2 separate regions of the Homo sapiens genome follow, and region 1 is linked to region 2. Evidence: chromatin contacts called from ENCODE Hi-C or POLR2A ChIA-PET data. All regions are on one chromosome and are shown on one strand. The core of a region is the stretch at or near the end of the contact, and the rest is flanking DNA. Distances in the headings are between cores, read along the strand shown. Region 1 overlaps KCNQ1 (potassium voltage-gated channel subfamily Q member 1). Region 2 holds the start of TSPAN32 (tetraspanin 32).

Region 1 (6,809 bases), core at 4,310-6,809, 160 kb before region 2:
CAGCTACTTAGGAGGCTGAGACGGGAGGATGGCTTGAGCCCAGGAGTTGGAACTGCAGTGAGCCGTCATAGCACCAAGCACTTCAACCTGGGCGACAGAGTGAGACCGCAGCTCTAAAAACAAGTTGTTTAAAAGGGCCGGGCGTGGTGGCTCATGCCTGTAATCCCAGCACTTTGGGAGGCTGAGGCGGGCGGATCACGAGGTCAGGAGATGGAGACCACGGTGAAACCCTGTCTCTATAAAAATACAAAAAATCAGCTGGATACAGTGGCGGGCGCCTGTAGTCCCAGCTACTCGGGAGGCTGAGGCAGGAGAATGGCATGAACCCGGAAGGCGGAGCTTGCAGTGAGCCGAGATCGCGCCACTGCACTCCAGCCTGGGTGACAGAGCGAGACTCCGTCTCAAAAAAAGAAAAAAAAAATTGTTTAAAAGAACTGAAGGACTAGCAAGGGATAAGGGAAGGCTTCACAGAGCAGGTATCTGATAGAGGACTTGGTCCAGAATATAGAAACATGTAACATCTCGGCCGGGAGCCGTAGCTCATGCCTGTAATCCCAGCACTTTGGGAGGCCGAGGCAGGTGGATCACGAGGTCAGGAGTTAGAGACCAGCCTGGCCAACGTGGTGAAACCCTGTCTCTACTAAAATACAAATATTAGCCAGTCATGGTGGCGGGCATCTGTAGTCCCAACTACTTGGGAGGCTGAGGCAGGAGAATCACTTGAACCCGGGAGGCAGAGGTTGCAGTGAGCCAAGCAAGATCACGCCACCACACTACAACCTGGGAGACGGAGAGTGAGATTCTCTCTCAAAATAAAGAAAAAAAAAAAAACTCTTGAATTCAATGAAAAACCACCCACGTTTTCTTAACAGACAATTTGACAGACACTTTACCAAAGAAGATATGTGGACAACAACTAAGCAGCTGAAAAGATGACCCCACACAGTGAGTCACCAGGAATGCCAGGGAGGGCCCCGACACACCTGTTAGATTGGCTAAAATTAAAGACCGACCACACCAAGTGTTGACAAGGAGACAGAGGAACTAGAGCTGTCGCACGGAGCTGCTGGACTGCAAAAGGGGATTGCTGCTTTAGAAAACGGTTTGTCAGTGTCCTAGAAAGTGAAGCCCTCACCCACCCCATGACACAGCCGTTCCACTTCCCAGCGGGCTGCAGAGCAGTTCAACCACTTGCTTGCACAAGAGAAGCAAAAGCATTTGCTCGCACAGAGACTCCAGCTATTCCTAGCAGTATCATTTGTGAGAGCCCAAATGGGATACAGCCGCCCACATGTCCATCAACAGGTGCATGGATCGGCAAAGTAGGCTCTACCCAAACAACAGGCCGACACACACAACAGACACACAGCTCAAAATCATGACGCTGAATAAAAGAAGCCAGACGAAACCAGCGTTGGCTGCCAGAGTCCATCCAAATAAAATTCCACAAGGCACAAGCCCATCCATCGTGCCTGATGGTAGGGCAGCAGTGGCCTGGTCGTGGGGACAGGGGGACGCTGTGAGGGTGATGGGTGTGCCCACTCTGCTGATGCTGGCTTCACAGGGCCTCCAAATGTCAGGACTCATGGAACTGTCTGCTTTAAACTGGGGCAGTTTACCGTATGCCAAGCACGCCTCCGTAAAGCTACTTAGAAAAAAAAAGTGCATGCCTGTAATCCCAGCACTTTGGGAGGCTGAGGCAGGCAGATCGCTTGAGCTCAGGAGCTTGAGACTAGACTGGGCAATATAGCAAGACCCCATCTCTACAAAAAATACAAAAATTAGCCAGGCGTGGTGGTGTGCATCTGTAGTCCCAGCTACTCAGGAGGCTGAGGCGGGAGGATCTCTTGAGCCAGGGAGGTCGAGGCTGCAGTGAACCAAGATCACACCACTGCACTCTTAGCCTAAGTGACAGAGGGAGACCCTGTCTCGAAAAATAAAAAATAAACTTCTGGGAATGGGCCTGTGGCCTGTGAAAGGTTGGGAGCCCAGGAGAGACAGTGCATTTTCCGGGCACAGTCTAAGCACGTGGCTAACAGCCCTTTAAGAAGCTGCTGTTATCCCTATTTTACAGATGGGGTAAAGGAAATGCAGAGGCACATGGCCTGCACCCACAGGGCCACTGGGCAGGTCCCCACGCTGGGCCAGCCCATCAGCCTCCCTGCCCTGTCCCTAACCAGGTGGAAGGCAGTGCCTGGACTCGGAGGTCACAGCAGCCCCAGTGCGGGTGGCCCATGCCATCCAGCAGTGCCCAGCTCCTACCCTGCCCCACACCTTGAATCCACCTGGCCTGGGTCTGCAGGGAAGGGATCAGGGGAGCAAAGGGGTCCCCACAGCCCCCATTGCAAGACGCACGCCTGCTGGCTGTGTGCACTGGGCCCGTGTGCCCAGGCATTGACGTGGGGGGCAGGTGTCTCTCACCTCACCTGGGCCAGGCCCGGTGGGCAGCAGCCTGTCCAGCACAAGAGCACCCCAACGCCTTTGCCAAACCCCAGCTCCCAGCCTTCCCCAGCCTGCACCCTGACGTGATCTCAATGGTCCCATGTGACTCGGATTGTGGTTCTCAGCAGAGATACAAAACCACTTCCTGAGGCTGTATCTGTCTCCTGGTGGCTTCTCAGCTGAGCCCCCGGCCACACCATATCCTCTGCAGAAGCCTATATCAAGCCAGGGGACCAGGGCCCCACACCATCCCTGGCTGCTCCAGGGAAGAGGGAGCAGCCTCCTCCGTGAGGACCAAAAGGGTAGAGGCCGACACCGTTGAAGCCAGTCCTGCCCTCCTCCTGGGCCCCTGCCTCCCTGCCGGACACCAAGGTGCCACGAAGGGCGCTCATGGCTCAGCCCACCCCATGGAGCCCTGTGCAATGGGGAGATAAACCCAGACCCCCTCACAGCCCACTTCCACCCCTGCAGAGGCACCCTGGCCCTCACCCCAGGGAGGCCCAGGCCCTCGGACCTGCTGACCAACCCTGCCCGGCTCTCCAGCCACAGCTTGCTCCTCCGACCTCCAGGTCACCTCCTGCCCCTGCCTGGAGTGCCCCCATCTGTCGGGCTTCCCCTGGAAGGCACTCCCTCAGGCTCCCACAGCCCCCTGCAGCCCAGCTGCCCACAAACCCACCCCAAAGCCCCTAGACTGTGGCCAGGTCATGCTCACTGCTGCAACCCAGGGCTGGCCCTCAGAGCAGGAGGCCAGGTGTTCTGGGAGCGGGCAGAGGAGACCACAGAGGAAGAGCGCAGGGGCCAGGCCCTCGCTCTCTATAAACTAAAACTATTATGATCCCTGTTTCCAGATAGGATGACTGAGGCCAAGGGAGGCTAAGGAACATGGAGCTCAGCCCTGTTCTCATGAGGACAGGAAGGCCCTCTCCCTCTGCCCACCTGGCAGGAGGCCCCCTGGACAAGGCTGGCCAGCATATCTGAAGCCTGGCCCCAGGCAGCAGCCTGGCAGCAAGCTCTCCTGAGGACTTCTGGCCTGCTGATGGCTGTGCCCCCGGGCAAGGCTGGCACCACACAGAAGCCCCCGAGCCTGGGCAGATGTCAGTGATAGCATCTTGAACCCCACTCCACGACAGGCCAGCAAGGGTCAGAAGGCTGTGGCTGCCACAGCCAGCAACAGGGGCCAGCCCCTTGCCCCTCTAAGAACCACAGCCCCAGGCCCAGGAGGGGACCCCCAGCACTGTGTTCCCTCAAAACTCACTCTCTTCTGGGAGCCCCCCTCCTCCTGCAAAGTAGGGGACAAACCCCAGCCTGGGGAGGGGAAGTCCCAGCCAGGACTTCTCCCCCCAGCAAGCACCCATCAGGCGGGGCTCAGCCATGTGTCACCTCCCCTTTGGAGATCGCTTCTCCACTCTGGGCCTCAGTTTCCCCAGCTACAAAATGGGGCAGCTGGGCCACAGCCTGCCTGCATCTCCTCCCCCAACAACGAAGGTCACTGTTCCAGCTTCCTCAGCGACACTCCCTAGGCAAAGCCTCAGGAAAACTCAAAAACGTCCCTGAGCCCCCTGGGTGGATGGGCAGGTCCCGGCTAGGACAGGAAGAAGCAATGCCCCCATAGCCAGCCCGAGAACACTCATGCAGGCCCTGAAGGGCGGGCCCCTGGGAGTCGACCTGAGCCGTCACCAAGCTCCCCAAGGAAAGGACAGGGCAGGTCATGAGCCCGGCAGGTGCAGCCAGGAACCAACCACATCTAGACCCGCCTGGCAGCACACAGCTCCTGCCTGCCAGCCAGGCTCCAAATGGCCTTCCAGGAGGCATGGCTGGAGCCCACCAAGGCCCAAGGGGAGCCGTGGATCTGTACCATTCATTGTTCCCAGCCTGCCCGGAACACAGGCTCTACCCAGAGGGACACCAGACAAGGCCACTCCTCCGTAAACCTTCTCCCAGGAAGCTCTGGGAAGCATGCTGGTGGGAGGCAGAGCTCGGCGCCCACCCCTCCCCTCTCCAATTCCACCCCCAAGCAGGCACTGGTACAAGGCACCTAGCGTGAGCAAGGTGTGAGAGGGGCCAGCACGGGGCAGGGGCCGGACAGGGAGCTCTGCTACGCACAAGCTGTGTGACCCTGGGCAAGTGTCCACCCTCTCAGGCCTCTACCCAACCAAGACAAGTGACGAGCTCAGAGGAGTCTCAGCCCTGGTGGGGGCCGTGGTTCCTCCTGACTCAGATCCTGGCTGGCTGGACCTTGGAGGATCACCTAAGGCCACCTGGCTGCAGGAGGCAGTCCGCTGTGGGGACAGTGCACTGCCCAAGAGCTTCCAGCTGCAGCCAGGGCCTCAGGGCCTCACACCTGGACTGGAGGCCAGCCTGGCAGGCCTTGGAGAAGGGGTCACGGTGCCAGCTTGAGCCCAGGAGGTCGCACTGCAGTGAGTGATGACTGTGCCACTGCACTCTAACCTAGGCGACAGAGTGAGACCCTGCTTCAAAAAAAAATAAAAAATAAAAAAACTTCTGGGAAGGGGCCTGTGGCCCATGGAAGGTTAGGAGCTCTGGAGGGACTGCATTTTCTCGGTGCGGTCTAAGCATGTGGCTAACAGCCCCTGAAGGAGCGGCCGTTACCCATTTTACAGATGGGGGAAAGGAAACAAGAGCCCATGGCCTGCACCCACGGGGGCGGCCGGGGCAGCTCCCTGCACTGGACCAGCCCATCAGTGCCCAGAGTTGGTGCCCAGGACCCCAGAGATTGCTGTCTTACTTCCTCGGGCAGGAGGACTTTGAACTACCTTAACACACAGGAAAAGAGAAGAGAAGCGCCCTGTGGACTCCAGCTCCTTCCATCTCTGGGCAGCTCCCCACAGTGGGATCCGCCTCAGCCCCAGCCCACCTAGGAGGGGTCAGCAGAGCCACCCTTTCCTCCTCGCCCAGACTGTTCTTCCCACCAGCATCCCAGAGTCCAACACGGACCATGTAATCCTGGCCCCTGAGAGAAGCTGGAATCTGCCACACAGAGGCACTGCCCACCCCCCCAACTCCTGTCCCCCAGGCCTCCCCAAGGACAGGACATGGGACTCATGCCTGGTGCAGGGCCCAATGTGGGGGCAGCAGCCAGGGGCCAGGAGCCCATGGGACCCTAGCACCATGTGGACCCAGGACCACAGTGCACCTGCCCCCACCCCGGCACTCTCCTAGGTCAAATCACACTCAATTCATTCAGAGTTCTCATCCATGCGATGCCAGAAGACACTCCAGGGACTCCAGAATCCTCTTACCAGCCTCTCCTCACTTATATATTTTAATTTAAATGATCTTTTATTATTTTTAAAAAGCAATATATTTTTAATTAGAAAATTCAGATGAGCAAAAATGAAAAGATTAAAACCCACAGCCCACACCCAGGGGTGACCACGACGAAGGCTTGTTATCTGCTGTCCGGGCCATTCCACACCTGGACGTCCATGTGTTCCGGCCCAGGGAGCGCCTGCGGCCCACTGCGTACAGCTTGTATCTGCTGATGGCAAGCACCGTAGTCCACATCCCTGTGCCAGTCAGGCCCAGTCGTTCTAATTGTCCCGTGGGTCCTGCAAACATCCCGGCCCTGCCTGGATCCACCGGGCAGCATCAGTGTCCATTTTCCACAGTCCTGCTCTGCAGAGTCAGGGCCTGTCACCCCGGTCCACGGTTATCAAACCAGACCCAACTGCCGACAGTGAGCCTGCTGGGCACGGAGCCCTCGGTGCTGCCTCACACCGTGGGGAGAACCTTCCCCCTGATCCATCAGCCAAACAAGTCCCCGCACGGGGGCATCTACACAAGCACCTACAGGGAGCCTCCACGTGGTAGCGGGGGCCGGGCCATCCGGCTTCAGGGCTGACCCCCTCGCAGGGCAATGTCTTGTGAGGAGCAGAGGCCGCCACTCTGAAACTCGAGTTGCACAAACTCAGGGTTCACATCTCGGCCTGGGCACCCACAGACCTCCCCGAGCCCCTGTGTGTTGAGCTCAGCGCAGTGCCCAGCACAGGGAGTACACCCATAAACACAGCTGCCCCAGCCCCAGCCCCAGTCCCCGGAAGAGGCAGGGTGCCCAGGGCAGCGTGACTTTGAGGTGGCAGGCAGCCTGCCAAAGGGGCCACGATAAGAGGGAGGTGGAGCCTGTCCAGGGGACCGAAGCCAGGAAGGCTACAGAGCCCCCCAGCCCCGCCCGCCACCTGCACCAAGGACAACCAGAACATTCCACCACTTGTCCTGTGGGTGCTGCGCCTCCGTGCAGCTGTACCAGGCTCCTTGAGCAGCCGCCGATCTGGGGGATAGAGGGGGCAAATGTATCCTCAGCAGAAAACAGCCTCTACCTTGCAGGCCAGTGAGAACTTCTGAAAGGC
Region 2 (5,082 bases), core at 2,583-5,082:
CATTGGGGCTTGGGAGCTGTGCTGGAGCCCACCCAGCTGGGACTGGAGTGTCCTCAGGACCCCAGCCCAGTGCAGGCATCCAGTTGGGGGCCTCCAAGGCTGCTCTACAGGCCTGACCCACATGTCAAGTCACCCTGGCCTTGGGGCTGGCTGGGGACACAGAACCTGAGCCCAGGTGCTCCCTGACCGCCTTGGCCACAGATGAGGGTGCTAGACTGGTTTGTGCACGGGGGCAAGGTGGGGTGGGAAAGGCTGGTGACTGGGACAGGAGCCCCGTGGCCCAGCGGCTGGCTTCTGCATATGTGGCCTCAAGCCCAGCACCATGGCACCCCCTGGTGGACGGTACTGCAGCCCCAGCGCTGGTTCTTTCTGGGCCTCCAGCTCTGACCTGGACCCCTTGGCCTGGCCCTGTTGCCAACCTTTTCTTCCATCCAGGTGTCCCTTTGCAGGCCACACACCCTCTGGGGGGGGGGGCAGACTACCTGCCTTGTCATCTCCCCACTGGGGCCTCCCACCTGGCCCTGAAGCCAGATAGCACAGGCCGGGGTTGTCCCTGCCCATGCTCGTGTGCCCCGGAGCAGGAATCCTGGCTAGTGCTGGAGCTGCTGGGTCCTCCTCTGCCCACCATGGGCCCACCCAGGGCTGGTTGGCCCGGCAGCAGCTCCAGGAGGTGACTCTATTCCTATTCTTGGAGACATTTATAAACCAGGGTCATTAAACAAGCATTTGCTGAACTTGAAGGCTGAGCTGAAAACCCTGCCAGCCCTGGGGACCCAGGAGGCTCTGCCCTCAGGGACCCCCAGAGTGGTCCAGCTTCACAGGCTAAACAGGGAAGCAAAGCCCCCAGCACAAGCTCCTCATGGCTGGAAAGGGGAGACGGGAGGCTAGAGGGACAGGTGGGAGCCCGGGGCGCCAGGGAGGAGCTGCCCCAGCTGGGGTGAGAGAAGAGGGCTGTGGGCCTAGCAGGGGCAGGACAGGCGTGGGGAGGCTGCCGCCAGGTGGGGTCTGCGATGACCATCGAGTGGCAGGGACCAAGACAGAAGCCCATGGGGAGGAGTAGGAATGAGGGTGACAAGAGGCCACTGCTATGGGGTGGGGTGGAGGGGCCTATGGGACCTCGGGGCTGGGGAGACACCTCCGGCAGCTGGGAAGGAGAGTGTGCAGCTCCGGAGAGCCCAGGCTGGAGAGCTCAAGGGGCGTTTCCTGAGCCTGGCCCGGCCTCCTCCGAACAGGAAATGGGATGCTCCCAGTGCCCTCCCAGAGCTTGCTGGGCAATAGAACCAGACCCTCCCAGGGACTTTGGAAACAGCTCCCAGGGTCAGGAGGGCCGTCTCTCTCTTTCAGAGCTCCTATAGGAACCCTTGTTGGGCGTGTAGATGACAGGGTGAGGTAGGGCCTGGTGGAGGGGCCTTGGCTACCCAGGTAGGGGGTCTCGGCTGGCTAGCATCCCTGGGGCCTCTGTTTCTGCCTAGATACTCAGGTGTGGGGTTGACGTGGGGGTCTCGGCTGGCCAGCATCCCTGGGGCCTCTGGTTCTGCCTGGTCACTCAGGTGTGGGGGTGGCACACAGCCCTGCCAGCTCTTCACTCCTTTCTAATTCTTTTCTGGGGGCCTGGGCATCTGGGAACACAATGAACTCACCCCTGCCATGAGGCCCTGGGCCTCCCTCACGGTGGCTGCAGCGCTCAGCACGGCTCCCAGAGTCAGGAGGCCCACCAGGCTCAACCCCGCAGAGAAGGCTGGTTGGGAGGAGAGAGGAGGAGGGTTAGGGGTGCCCAGGACAGGTCCTGAGTGCACACAGCCTGGGTGTGAAATCTAACTTGGGAGTCAGGGGCCGTGAGGGACTCCTGGGGGGCTCTGAATGGGCCTGTCTCTCCATCAGACGGCCCTGAGGGAAGGAGGAGGGAGGTGGGACTCGTTCAGCCTGGGGGACTGCCCCTCCTTCCCTCTTTTCCTCCCTGCCCTCCATGCCTGTGGGGCTATCTTGGAAGCCACATGCTCCCTGCCATGCCCTAGTGACAAGTGGCCGGACTGGAGCTGTAATCTTATCAGTCTGGACCTGGACCTGGGCCCCAGGCATCCTCCTGCCATGTCCTAGTGACAAGTGGCCGGACTGGAGCTGTAATCTTATCAGTCCGGACCTGGACCTGGGCCCCAGGCGTCCTCCTCCAGGGAGGCCCTGGTCCTAGGACTTGGGGAAAAGCATTGGGTTCTAAGGCAGTATCCCTGACCTCCTGGGCCTCAGTTTCCCTACATCTGCCCACCGGGCTGCAGCCTTCCTGGGCCCCCTGAGCTCCTGCCTGAGAGTCCCCTGCAGATCTGGCTCTGACATCCCCTCATTAAAGGGGCCTTCCTCAGCCTTACCCCTGAGTGGCCCCAGCAGGCTCTGGCCCTCGCTCCCGCTCTCTGGATGTTGGATAAGTCGCTGCTGAGTCCCTGCAGGGAGGCGTCTGGCTAGAGCAGCCCCCACCCCCTCCCCACCCACATCCCAGGTCCTGAGTGGAACATCAGCCATGTGGAGCCCTCATGGACCTGCTGTGCCCAGCCCCAGGCCAGTCCCAGGCCTGCCTGGGACTGAGCCCTGACTGCACAGAGCCAGGTCCTGACCGCACAGAGCCACTTCCTGACCCTGCCCGACATATACCCACACTGTGCCCACGCTCCTGTGGGGCACGAGAACCAGGCAGGAACACTGGCTGTCACCCAGACCCGAGGCCCTGCCCAGGGGAGCTAGGACTCCAGGGCAGCCCCTCCCTGCCCCTGACCACCTCTGGCTCCTGCCTAGGGCCTGGCACCATTCTGGCTGTGAGGCGTCCAGCTGGGCTCGTGCCAGCCACCCTTGCACCCGAGGCCCCTCCCGATGCAGCCAGGCCTGGACCTCACTTACCCCATTGGTGCACAGCCTGGTACGGGTTCTTCTCCAGGGACGCTCGGCGGATGACAGCAAAGTGGGCCCCGAAGTAGGTAAGAGTCACCATGGTGGCCACAGAGAGGCCCAGCAGCTGTGGATAGGGCAGACTCAGAGTGTGGGGCATGGGACTGCTGCAGGAGCAGGGAGCTCGGCCCCAGCGGGCAGGGTTGGGGCTCTCTCCAGCTTCCCGGTCCCGTGAGAGACAGGCTCAGCTGCAGGGATTCCCGGTGTTTCCGTGGAGTGGTCTCAGGAGGCCTTCACTGCAGACGCCCCAGCACACTCACAGGCACCCCCACATGGTAGACGCATACACGCACAGCCCAGCTTCCCCAGACACCCAGGACCTCTGATCATTGTGTCTACGGAGTGGGAGTGAGCCCCACCCCTGTGCCAGCACCCTCCGGGGCAGGAAGGGGAGAAGATCCCTGGAGCCCGGCAGCCAGTGCCCCTCCACCCCAGCTCGCCCCAGGCCTCAGCCCCACTCAGGCCTCCTCCAGGCTCTGTGCTGCCCCTCAGGAGGAGAGACGGGGTTGCTCATGGTGGTCCCTGCCTGCCTGCGGCTGTCTGCAAGGGCAGGACACATGTCTGCAAGGGCAGGACAGGGACAGTAGGGCTGGTGTGTGTGTCAGGGGAGGGATAATCCCTGTGCTGAGGCCCTGCCACCCCTCACCCCTGCTCACCCCCACCCACCACCCACTCCTGCCCGACCTGCCTGTTACCAAGATAAAGAAGCAGGTGACCAGCATCTGGCATTTGGCAACCCTGACTCGACTCCAAGGCCCCATGACGGTTCCTCTCCTCTCCTCTCCTCCCCTCCCTTCCCCTCCCTGTGGTTTCCAGCTGGGCAGGGGCCTCAGACCGCAGCTCACTGCCCAGGAGGTAGGCTGCATCCGCCCCTCTGTCTGTCTGTCAACATCGCCCTAGGACCGAGCTGCTGGGTGCCCCGGAAGAAGGGCAGGCAGGAAGGGGAGGGGCAGTGAGGTTGGCTCCCCCCACCACCTCACCCTGGTGCCCCCAGCCCAGCCCAAGACACCAGGGCATTTGCTGACATCTGAGGCCCTTCCCAGGAAGACATGGCCTCGTTCTTGGTGTGGCCACTGAGGACGGCGCTGAGAGGGGGAAAGTCATGGGCAGGACCTGGTGTGGGATGTGGAGGAGACGGCGCCCGGGGAGGAGGAGGTGAGCTCCCCGTCCTGGGAGTGAGCAAGTGTGGACTGGGCCTTGGGGGCGTAATCCTTGGAGGAATTTGGATGGGGTCTCCTTGGAACATCATTATTGAGGTGTTCTTAGGAAACACCCTTTGAAATGTCCTGTGACAGCTTAAGTTTTGAGAAGGTCGTTGGTTTTAATGCCTTCGTGGGCGGCACTCATGGATATTTTGTCGCAGAGCCTTCTTGGGGCCACAGGGGTGGGCTGGGGCCTCGCTCACACTCACGTGGGGCCTCCAGGGGGAGGCTTTGTAAACCTCGAATTTGCAATTACACCGAGCCGTGTAATTACGTATGGGTGGGGGCAGCGCTGCGGCCCCAGTACAGGCAGGGTTTCCGTGGGCCTCTGGGGCAGGGTGGGCCTGAAGAGGGTGAAAATGTTCCAGGTGAATCCATCATTCAGGGACCACTCCGGGCCCTCCCAGGAGTGCTAACAGGCGGCTCTGCTCGCCCCTCGGTGCTGGAATTGCTCCTCCTGCATTTGGTCAGGACCTCATCAAGGGGGAGGGGGCCCCAAGACCTGCAGGCATGGCAACCCCAGCGTGGCTGTGGGAAGAGGGCCCAGCTGCCGCCCGCTCAGGAACGCTGCTGGAGGAACTGCTGAGGCCACCGCCTCCCTCCCTCTGCGGAGGGAGAACCAGGAGAACCAGGAGGGACAACCAGGACCCCCGTCCAGCCCAGCACCCCCAGGCAGCACCCTCTGCAGCTCTGGCCCCCAGGAATTCCCACCCTGAGTCTGTGGGGGCTTGTGGAGACCTCAGATGCCTGGCACCCACAGTGTCACTTCAGCTGGGGGCCTAGGTGTGGCTCAGACTGGGGCGCAGGTATGAATGTAGGGGTGGCAACAAGAGTGAAGGTACCAGGTCTAGGGGCAGGAGGCCCCCGGGCTGTGCAAGTGGGCAGCCCGTCCTCTCCAGGGAAGATGAGCTGCTCTTGGCTATGTCTGGTTCGCCCCTAGAATTGT

Evidence for each region. Hi-C counts contacts between places; a loop is a spot of excess contacts on that map. ChIA-PET counts read pairs that join two places held with the same protein, here RNA polymerase II (POLR2A). Pooled maps may share reads with other maps.
Region 1: a map of naive thymus-derived CD4-positive, alpha-beta T cell shows a loop between it and region 2 (4-fold over the local background). The contact joins the enhancer-like site here to the promoter of TSPAN32 in region 2. A Hi-C loop is called at or near these places in 2 of 168 maps with a recorded cell type or tissue (cardiac septum and naive thymus-derived CD4-positive, alpha-beta T cell) and 5 of 50 pooled maps. POLR2A ChIA-PET finds 5 or more read pairs at or near these places in 2 of 52 experiments (H1 and PC-3).

Annotation. Positions count from the first base shown.
Region 1 is chr11:2,463,286-2,470,094 of GRCh38, reverse strand. The region is part of intron 1 of KCNQ1 (potassium voltage-gated channel subfamily Q member 1); the gene reads right to left. Among named protein-coding and RNA genes, the nearest start is that of KCNQ1, 22 kb to the right of the region's middle. RefSeq lists an enhancer at 2,690-2,739 and a silencer at 6,662-6,809. Within about 2 kb of position 5,559, at least 5 of the 41 ENCODE cell types and tissues checked have a DNase peak (open chromatin) inside an H3K27ac peak, as active enhancers do.
Region 2 is chr11:2,300,763-2,305,844 of GRCh38, reverse strand. It overlaps TSPAN32 (tetraspanin 32), which reads right to left and starts at 3,832. Exons shown (of 10, transcript NM_139022.3): 1 at 3,630-3,832; 2 at 2,887-3,001; 3 at 1,641-1,738. The coding sequence starts at 3,695. It overlaps C11orf21 (chromosome 11 open reading frame 21), which reads left to right and starts at 3,927. Exons shown (of 4, transcript NM_001329958.2): 1 at 3,927-4,089. The coding sequence starts at 4,037.